2 separate regions of the Homo sapiens genome follow, and region 2 is linked to region 1. The links are chromatin loops, found by intact Hi-C in ENCODE. Cell type or tissue: CD4-positive, alpha-beta T cell. All regions are shown on one strand. Each heading gives the region's core, and the rest is flanking DNA. Links, peaks and the distances in the headings are about the cores only. Region 1 overlaps A1CF (APOBEC1 complementation factor). Region 2 holds the start of A1CF (APOBEC1 complementation factor).

The links. Peaks named below come from ENCODE experiments on the same cell type or tissue, not always from the same donor. Only the 100,000 strongest peaks of a DNase experiment are listed, where the experiment ranks them.
Region 2: a loop joins it to region 1, with 4 times the contacts of the local background. A loop is called at or near these places in 2 of 110 quality-filtered maps.

Annotation. Positions count from the first base shown.
Region 1 is chr10:50,822,908-50,827,313 of GRCh38, forward strand. All of the region lies in intron 7 of A1CF (APOBEC1 complementation factor), which reads right to left. Among named protein-coding and RNA genes, the nearest start is that of A1CF, 61 kb to the right of the region's middle. In CD4-positive, alpha-beta T cell, for the core only: no CTCF peak of the experiment used is centred there; no DNase peak of the experiment used is centred there.
Region 2 is chr10:50,883,214-50,887,619 of GRCh38, forward strand. A1CF (APOBEC1 complementation factor) reads right to left here and starts at 2,414. Exons shown (of 13, transcript NM_014576.4): 1 at 2,368-2,414. In CD4-positive, alpha-beta T cell, for the core only: no CTCF peak of the experiment used is centred there; no DNase peak of the experiment used is centred there.

The DNA of each region.
Region 1 (4,406 bases), core at 84-4,083:
AACAGGACCCTCTTCAGAGACTTCTTGGTATCATCTTCACCTGGTTCCTGCCTACTGCCTTGGACACAGGAGCTACTCTATAAATACACATGGAATAAGGGAATATTATCAGTTAATTCACATCCCAACTTCTGTCATTTACACCAGTTAGTGGCATTTGAGATGATAATGAATTTAGATTTTCTGAAATTCTGTTTGCAGATATCTGAAATTATCTTACACTGTTGGACGATAACTTCCAGATGCATCTGGTTTTGGAAAATTTGATATTTAAAAACTTAGCCTCATAAAACAGACAAGTTAAAAAGTTAGAGTCTGTGTCATAAAAGTTGGTTTTCTCTACAATAGTATTCACCACATGGCTTATTTTATTATGTTTCTTCTTTAGTGCATAGGAGTTTGTTTAATAATTGATCCTCATTTGGCAGAGGGTGAGTCCATAGAATATGAGTGATCATTATTACTCAATCATCCATTAGCAAAGAAGAAAAAGATCCTCTGAAATCATGATGCAAGGAATTGGAAAATTATTGCTGTGTTTCTTATCAACTTGTCAGCAACACATAAACCTGAGGAGAAACACACCTGCATGCCAAAGGGAAGGTTATCAGAGGGTCATGGTTCCCGAAGTGTGGTGCCCTGACCAGCAGAATCCACTTTGCCTGGAAACTTAATAGAAATGGAAATGCTTGAACCCACCCATGATGGGCCAAGCAATCAGTGATTTAACATGCCCTTCAGGTGATTCTAATACTGCTAAACTCTTGTAGGAAGATCAGATTTTGTAGAATGACTATAATTGGAAATTCAGCAGATACCCTTAGGCTACAGTGGGGAAGAACAAACCATCTTCAGGTCTCAATTTTTGTTCTAATTATCTTTTGTGTCTCTCAGTGGCAATATAATATTATTCAAGTTCATCATGGTTAAACTGATACGTGGTCAAATATTTTGAGGTAATATGTAGGTTCCTCTGAGGGACCTAAACTTTAAATGGAATTTTTAGAGTCATTTTTCTGTTTGTTTCCAGAAATTTTTCTAGATAAGTATAGCCTTGGCACAGTACATACTTTCCAAGATAAACTAGTTAGCTCTGACTTTTCCCTCTTAATGCAGCAGATGTCTGCTAGTTGTTCACGTTCTGAAATTCATATTTTTTTTTGCAGAGGGCCACGAAGAACAAGCCATACATCATTATATAGCCCTGAGAGTTGTGCCACCAGCTGCAGACTGTGCCCTGAAATCGCTGGACACACTTTAGTCCCAAGAAGAAAGAGAAAGTGAGAGAGTGAGCAAGAGAGAGATATGTGATGTTCATTATTTTCATGATAATTAGTAGGATCCGGGCACACATGTCTCTTTAATATATGCCAATACGCAGACTGGGAAAGCTGATAATCAGGGACTAGGAAAGGAAGCAGCCTTTTAGTAGTTTCTCATTCTAGCCCTTGGCAAAAAAAGGTGCTGTTTTAATTAGATAAAAATAAGAAGTATTATTCACTCTGGGAAGGTAGAAAGTCAACATGGAATGAGGGGAGAATAGTGGGCAATATTTATACACACATAATGTTCCTATGCCTACAACTGCATCAACATTCAGATCTCAGCTTAGATGTCGCTTCAAAACACAAGTCTTCTCTGCACTCCAAGAGTAGTCTGTCAAAGCTGTATTTTTCTGGAATTTCTTAAACTTTTTCCATGCACACATCATACTTGTTTGTTCCTTCCACAGTGCCTGGCATGTAGGAGCTACTGAAGGAAAGACAGTTGAATGAATGAGTGAGTGAATGGAATAAGGAGGCGGCATGAGAGTATTAAAGTTTTTAAGAACATGCCCTTTACCAGACCTGAGTTCAAATCCAGGATCTGCGACCTGCTAGCTGTGTGAACCTGGGCAAACTACTTAACTACTCTGGGTCCTGTTTTTCTTATCTAGAAAGTAATGGAATGAATAAAGCAACCTGTATTATAGGGTTGTGATGAATAAATGACACATGCTGTGAAAGTGCCCACTGCAATGCTTGGCACACAGTAAGGTGGTCCATCATTTGCAGATTCTAGCTTAGTCATGGATTCACAGCTGTTGGTGTGGAGCCACACCCTCACACTAATATTTCAGGGAAGGCAGAGTCCCTGAGGCTGGAGAAAGATCTTTGGTGAATCTTTCAAAATGGAGCAGTGACATCCTTCCTGAATGTCCTTCAGAGCAAATCATCAGCTTATCATTCTGTTCTATCTGAAGTAGCACCCAGAGTTGGAAACAGACGATGTGAGTATGTGCAAGTGAATATTCTTAGGCAGCTTTAACATGACAGCACCATGGCCCACCCTTATTAACAACCTAGATAATTTGCCAGGAGACTGGGAAATTCTCAGTTATGAAAGGATATTACTACTATGATAACCCTAAGCCACTACTGCCCAGAGTGTGTTTAAAGACACAGTAATCCCACAAAATGATATGGCAAAAAAGAGCAGTCATGTTTCAGAAACTTGAAAAATGAAGATTTCTGCATCGCTTCTTGGAGAATTTCAAAGCATGTTAGAAGGCAAAAGACTTTGATAAGTTCCATAATGAAGAAATTCATTTAATTTTGCAGAATCTGGTGTTTACAAGCTTATTTGACCATGGAGCCCTTTTATCAGCAACATCCACCAAAAGATTGTAGAATTAATGTTCTGAACTGTTTTTGGGAAATGGTAATTTGGATATTGTTTCCTGAAATGCTCTACCTCTCTCAGTGTTGTAGCTCCTATATGGAGAAGAAAGAGATGGGGAGTCAATCTGATGGCTTAGAATTGATACTGAAAAGTATTGACAAGATGAGTAGCAACTAACTATCCCCTTCCACCTTCCCTCTATTCCTTTCCCTTCCTCTTCACTCAAATCAGTTTCCTAGGATTGTCACCTTTTTACTTATGTCACAAGTGTATTCCATTAGGCCAGTGGTTCTCAACTGGGGGCAATTTTGCCCACCCGTAGAGTATATTTTGCAATGTCTGAAGGCATTTTTCGTTGTCACATCTTGGAGGTTGCTACTGGTATCTAACAGAGACAGGCCTGGGATGCTGCTAAACATCCTACAATCCACTGGACAGACCCCCACAGCCAAGAATGATCTGTTCCAAAATATCAATAGTGGTGAGGCTGAGAAACCCTGCATCAGACCTATGGTTATGGCATGCATTCTTCATTACAGTAAATATTTATTGAGCAATCATTGTACCCCAGGCCCAGAGATTAAATGTCTGAAGATGGAGGAAACAATAAGAGGGGAAAAACTCATGAAATTTATAGTTTAGTGAAGAAAATAGATATTCATTAAATAATCACATAGATAAGTATGCAATTATAATATTGATAAATGTTGTAGGACCACATGGCTTGATTTTCTAATCCAAAGTTAGGAACATAGTTTGAGAGGTCTGCATGGAATTATGAGATGAACTAAATAAAAGCATTTCTATTTAAAGTTATGGGAAGTCATCTCAAGCATAGGTGCTTTTAAAGAATGTTTTGATCTCTCGGCAGAAACTCGACAAGCCAGGAGAGAGTGGGGGCCAATATTCAACATTCTTAAAGAAAATAATTTTCAACCCAGAATTTCATATCCAGCCAAACTAAGCTTCATAAGCAAAGGAGAAATAAAATACTTTACAGACAAGCAAATTCTGAGAGATTTTGTCACTACCAGGCCTGCCCTACAAGAACTCCTGAAGGAAGCGCTAAACATGGAAAGGAATAACCAGTACCAGCGACTGCAAAAACATGCCAAATTGTAAAGACCATCCAGGCTAGGAAGAAACTGCATCAACTAATGAGCAAAATAACCAGCTAACATCATAATGACAGGATCAAATTTACACATAACAATATTAACCTTAAAAGGTAAGTGGGCTAAATGCTCCAATTAAAAGACACAGACTGGCAAATTGGATAAAGAGTCAAGACTCATCAGTGCGCTGTATTCAGGAAACCCATCTCACATGCAGAGACACACATAGGCTCAAAGTAAATGGATGGAGGAAGATCTACCAAGCAAATGGAAAACAAAAAAAGGCAGGGGTTGCAATCCTAGTCTCTGATAAAAGAGACTTTAAACCAACAAAGATCAAAAGAGACAAAGAAGGCCATTACATAATGGTAAAGGAATCAATTCAACAAGACGAGCTAACTATCCTAAATATATATGCACCCAATACAGGAGTACCCAGAGTCATAAAGCAAGTCCTTAGAGACCTACAAAGAGACTTAGACTCCCACACAATAATAATGGGAGACTTTAACACCCCACTGTCAACATTAGACAGATCAACGAGACAGAAAGTTAACAAGGATATTCAGGAATTGAACTCAGCTCTGCACCAAGCGGACCTAATAGACATCTACAGAATTCTCCACCCCA
Region 2 (4,406 bases), core at 102-4,101, 60 kb after region 1:
TAGGAAAATGAAAAGGGAAGTGGGGTTTTTGCTGAATTCTTAAGTACCGGGGACCACATTTCTCTCCTTTGCTTTATCATCTAATTTAAACTTCACAAAATACTATGGGTCAGATCTTACCCCCATTTCACATTTGAGGAATCTGAGATTCAGTGGAGTCAAACAATATGCCCAAGGTCACAAACCTAGGGAGTTTTACAATAGGCGTTTCCACTTAGCTGTGTCGAGGCACAAAGCCTAGTGTTCTTTCCGTAATTAATTTTAAAAGTTTCTCAGATAGGCATAGTCCTATTTGGTGGAAGACTAGACTCTAAAGTCCTTTAGATTTTTCAACTGTGATTATTTCAATGGATTCTGATTGTTCTGAATGCTGGACATGGGCTATAAAAGCGATTTGGTCTTTCTTGTTCTGTATTCTGAGAAATGCCAATTTTGAGAGATATTGATAGATGTTCCTGAAAGAAGATGTTCTGTTGTAAATTAAGCCCAGGAAACAAAACGTTGCCTACTCTCTTAGATAGTTGTGATAAATGACAATATTTGCATGTGTCATGAGTCCCCAGTGCTCGAGCGTATGATATAATGGTTACGTGCTTGGGCTCTGGATCAGACTACCAGACAAAGGAGCCTGGCTCTGCCACTTGCTAACTGAGTAGCTGAGCCTGTTAGGTAATTTGTCTGTGCCTCCATTTTCCCATTTATAAACTGTTATAATAGTATCACACCATAGAGTTGTTCCAAGAATAACATGAGATAATGCATGGAGAGAACTTAGAAGTAGACCCGATAATATAGTGCTTCACAGATGCTTGTTATCATTATTACTCAAAACACTCATGTGGTAACAAAACCTGCTATAACTTTTCTAACACTGTTTCCTCAACTTACTTGACAATGGAGTTGCTTTTCTTTTGAGCCACATTTATTAACATCCACTGAATATAGTGTAGGAAATGTTGATATTTGAAATGACATAAAACCACCTTGGCATTAGTGCAGTAGAAAATAAGAACAAAGTATTTATAGTGTTTTAATATCCATTATGTCATTTTATAATGTTTGCCCACAACAATATTTCTTTTCCTTGCCAGCTGTCTTCTTTTTTCCCTTGAAATCGATAAATAGTAAAATAGAACAGTAAAATGTTAAGAGTTGTCTGAAATGGGCAGAGTCAATGTTATTCCAGAAAGTATGAACCTTATAAGTCATTTGTCTCTTTCTCTGTATTTAGCAGGGCAAAACCTTACTGCTTTGACAAATAAGTGATATCACTGTCATTTCCAGACCTGTGCTCCCATTGCATGCTCCATAGCACACGTTATAAAGAAAATTTCAGAGCAGACCAACACATTTTTTGATGCTCCTAAACTATAACTAGAGCTGAATTTGCCAAAATACGATCTATAAAACACTAATCCTGCACAATGTGCAAATAATGCTGTGTTCTTCATCTTCTTGGAGATATACAATACATATCTGAAAAGTCCTATAGTAAATAAAATTGTTTAGTTTGGAATCCTTTCTTCTTGGAATTTACATAGGTAATCATGACAAAAAGTCAGAGAGTTTAGGGGGTTTCTGGTAAAAATGGGATATTTTTGGTAAATGTCCAGATTGATTTCTTTCTTTAGCTAAAATACCATTATAATGTTTTTGGAGTACACAAAAAAAATATGTGAAAATATATCCACCTCAGCACAGTTGCCCAAATTGTGGAAACAATATAATAATTAGCCATTCCAAGGTTCAGATTTAACACACTGAAAACCAGTCATTTTCCATAATATTTTTTTGGTCAGAATCAAAAGTGAATAGTTTAAACATTCCTTTGGTTAGCAAGATAATGGCAGGCGGAATCGCAAGAGTTGTACCAAGACTTTCTTTTTTATGGTGGTAGTAGCTCTGGAGATAATTGAATATATGAAGTCTAAAGTATGATAGGAATTATGACCCACACACAGAACTCAAAATCTGCTGGTGATGTTAATACTATTTCTTTTGTTAATTATATTTTTGTTTCTCAGGGTCCTAGGATTGGGACAGGCACTCAACCACAACTCTCCCTGCTGTCTGGTTAGAGCTAAATAAACTTCTCACAACATTGGCTCCACTCTTGAACCCTCCGTGGTAAGTCTACAGAAATTTATTAAATCCTGGCAGCTATCTCATTTAGAGATTATATAATAATTCCAATATATTCTTTTGTTTTCTGGTTGTTTCATTAGTCTAAAAACAAGCTAGATAATTCTTTGAATTAGGCTCGATAACAGAAGAGGGTAAAAGCTGTTTTCACTGCATTCCCACTGATACCACAATACACAGTTTCACAGAGTTGAAATAGAAAAAAGCAAAACACATGGATCATACCTGAGTAATTTCAGAGATCCCCACCCGGAAAAGGTTTCCTTGATTATGGCGAATTCAACGTGTCACTCGGGTTATGCTCTAATCGTCATATCAAACTCCAAAGGTTCAGTGGCTTTAGGTTTGGTTTACAATTCCTGGGAGTTAAACTTTAACTCACCCTGTCTCTTGCATCCATGCAGCCCTTTGACCAGATAATTGGGTCACTACAGCCCAGATATAATCTACTAAAACTATCTTTGTTATTTGTTTATAAAATTAAAATAAATGTTGTAAAAATGTTGGGGTAAATATTATTTTGAAGATATTTTATTGGCTTATACGATATATTTAAAAAGTAAAAACTCACTGCAATTGGATACCTAAGCTTTCCTTTATGTTACTTCCTTTGTTTTTTACTATGTCAAAGTGATATTATAGCTAAGGTAATTTAGGAGAATATTTCTTTGTTTTACACTTTTTATATCACTATATTACATGGAGTAAAGTGTGGAGTTTTAGGTCAAGTACGTAGATAAATGCTGGCTTACAAACAGAAAATACACAAAGCATTTATATAACAAAGTAGATAGATTTAGGCCAGATCAGGTTGGGGAAAGCATACTTCTTTGTATACAAGCTGCTCATTTAGATTTTAAGAGGAGGCCACTGTGTGAGAAGCACAATAATCAGCTACATACTGGGGTTATATGATAGCTGATGCTATTGTTCATTGCCTGAAATCTCAGTGGTAACTGAGTTTCTTGAAAAATAGAGAAATGGTGCTTTCAGAAATACAAACATTATACTCTGAGTTCTCTGGTAAGAGCTGTAGTCTACAGAAGAAATCCCTAAGGGTAATAAAGCCCACATTTAAAAAAGGAAGAAGAACCAAAACCTTCCTAATTTTGAGTAAATTTTGGTTTAAGAGCTTGGAAACCACACATTCCAAAACTAGAATTAGAGGATACCCCTACTTGCCTTTAGTTCTAGTAAAAGGAGTCTAATTTTCTAGGAACCAACTATTAAGAGAGCATTTTTGTCTATAGAAAAGCACAAAACAAGCAATCCTTCTATAATATAGACGCAAAGGAAGATCCATCAATTAAGCACATCTATGAATATGTAAGAGAAGAGATAAAAGATACTGTTGGAATGCTAGTTCTGCTTACAGTTTTTAGTTCTCAAACATGGAATTATTTCAGTTCTCAAACATGAAATGATTTACCATTTTCCCATAGCAATGGATGATAGAGTTTAACAAAAACACCCCAGGAACAATTGTTTTACCCCAGAATTGCTCCCCTGATGTTAGACCTAGAGAAAGCATTTATGCCCCACCCAGCTAGATAGCTGAATGAGGGACACATCCCTCTACTTCCTTCTTGGGAAGGGATTCCCTCACAAAGTAGCCCTGATGGTTTCCTAGTGAAAGCTCAGTCTGGGGTTGCATGGTTCCCAATTGAGTGGGGAATTCTTTGAGTTTGCCCAGTCCAATAAAGAACTGTTGATGTTGTAAGATGGACAGTTTTGAGAGGGTTTCTTTTATTGTTTTTTGTGATAGGGGCTTAGATGGTGATAAGTGGAGATGAAGAAAGGAAAGCTAGGATTTTTAGGCATCTGATGGAAACACCAAAACACAACAGGTAAAAGGAACGATATTAACTAGAGTCTCAGTCCATTCAGGTTACTATAATAAAATACCATACAAGGCTGGGTGTGGTGGCTCATGCCTGTAATCCCAGCACTTTGGGAGGCTGAGGCAGGTGGATCACAAGGTAAGGAGATTGAGACCATCCTGTCCAACATGGCGAAACCCCATCCCTACTAAAATACAAAAAAATTAGCTGGGCATGGTGGTGCACACCTGTGGTCTCAGCTACTTGGGAGGCGGAGGCAGGGGAATCACTTGAACCCGGGAGGTGGAGTTCGCAGTGAGCCAAGATCATGCCACTGCACTCCAGCCTGGGCAACAGAGTGAGACTTCATCTAAAAACAAAACAAAAGAAAACAAAAAGAAAACCATACAGTGGGTAGCTTCAACAACAAACACTTGTTTCTCA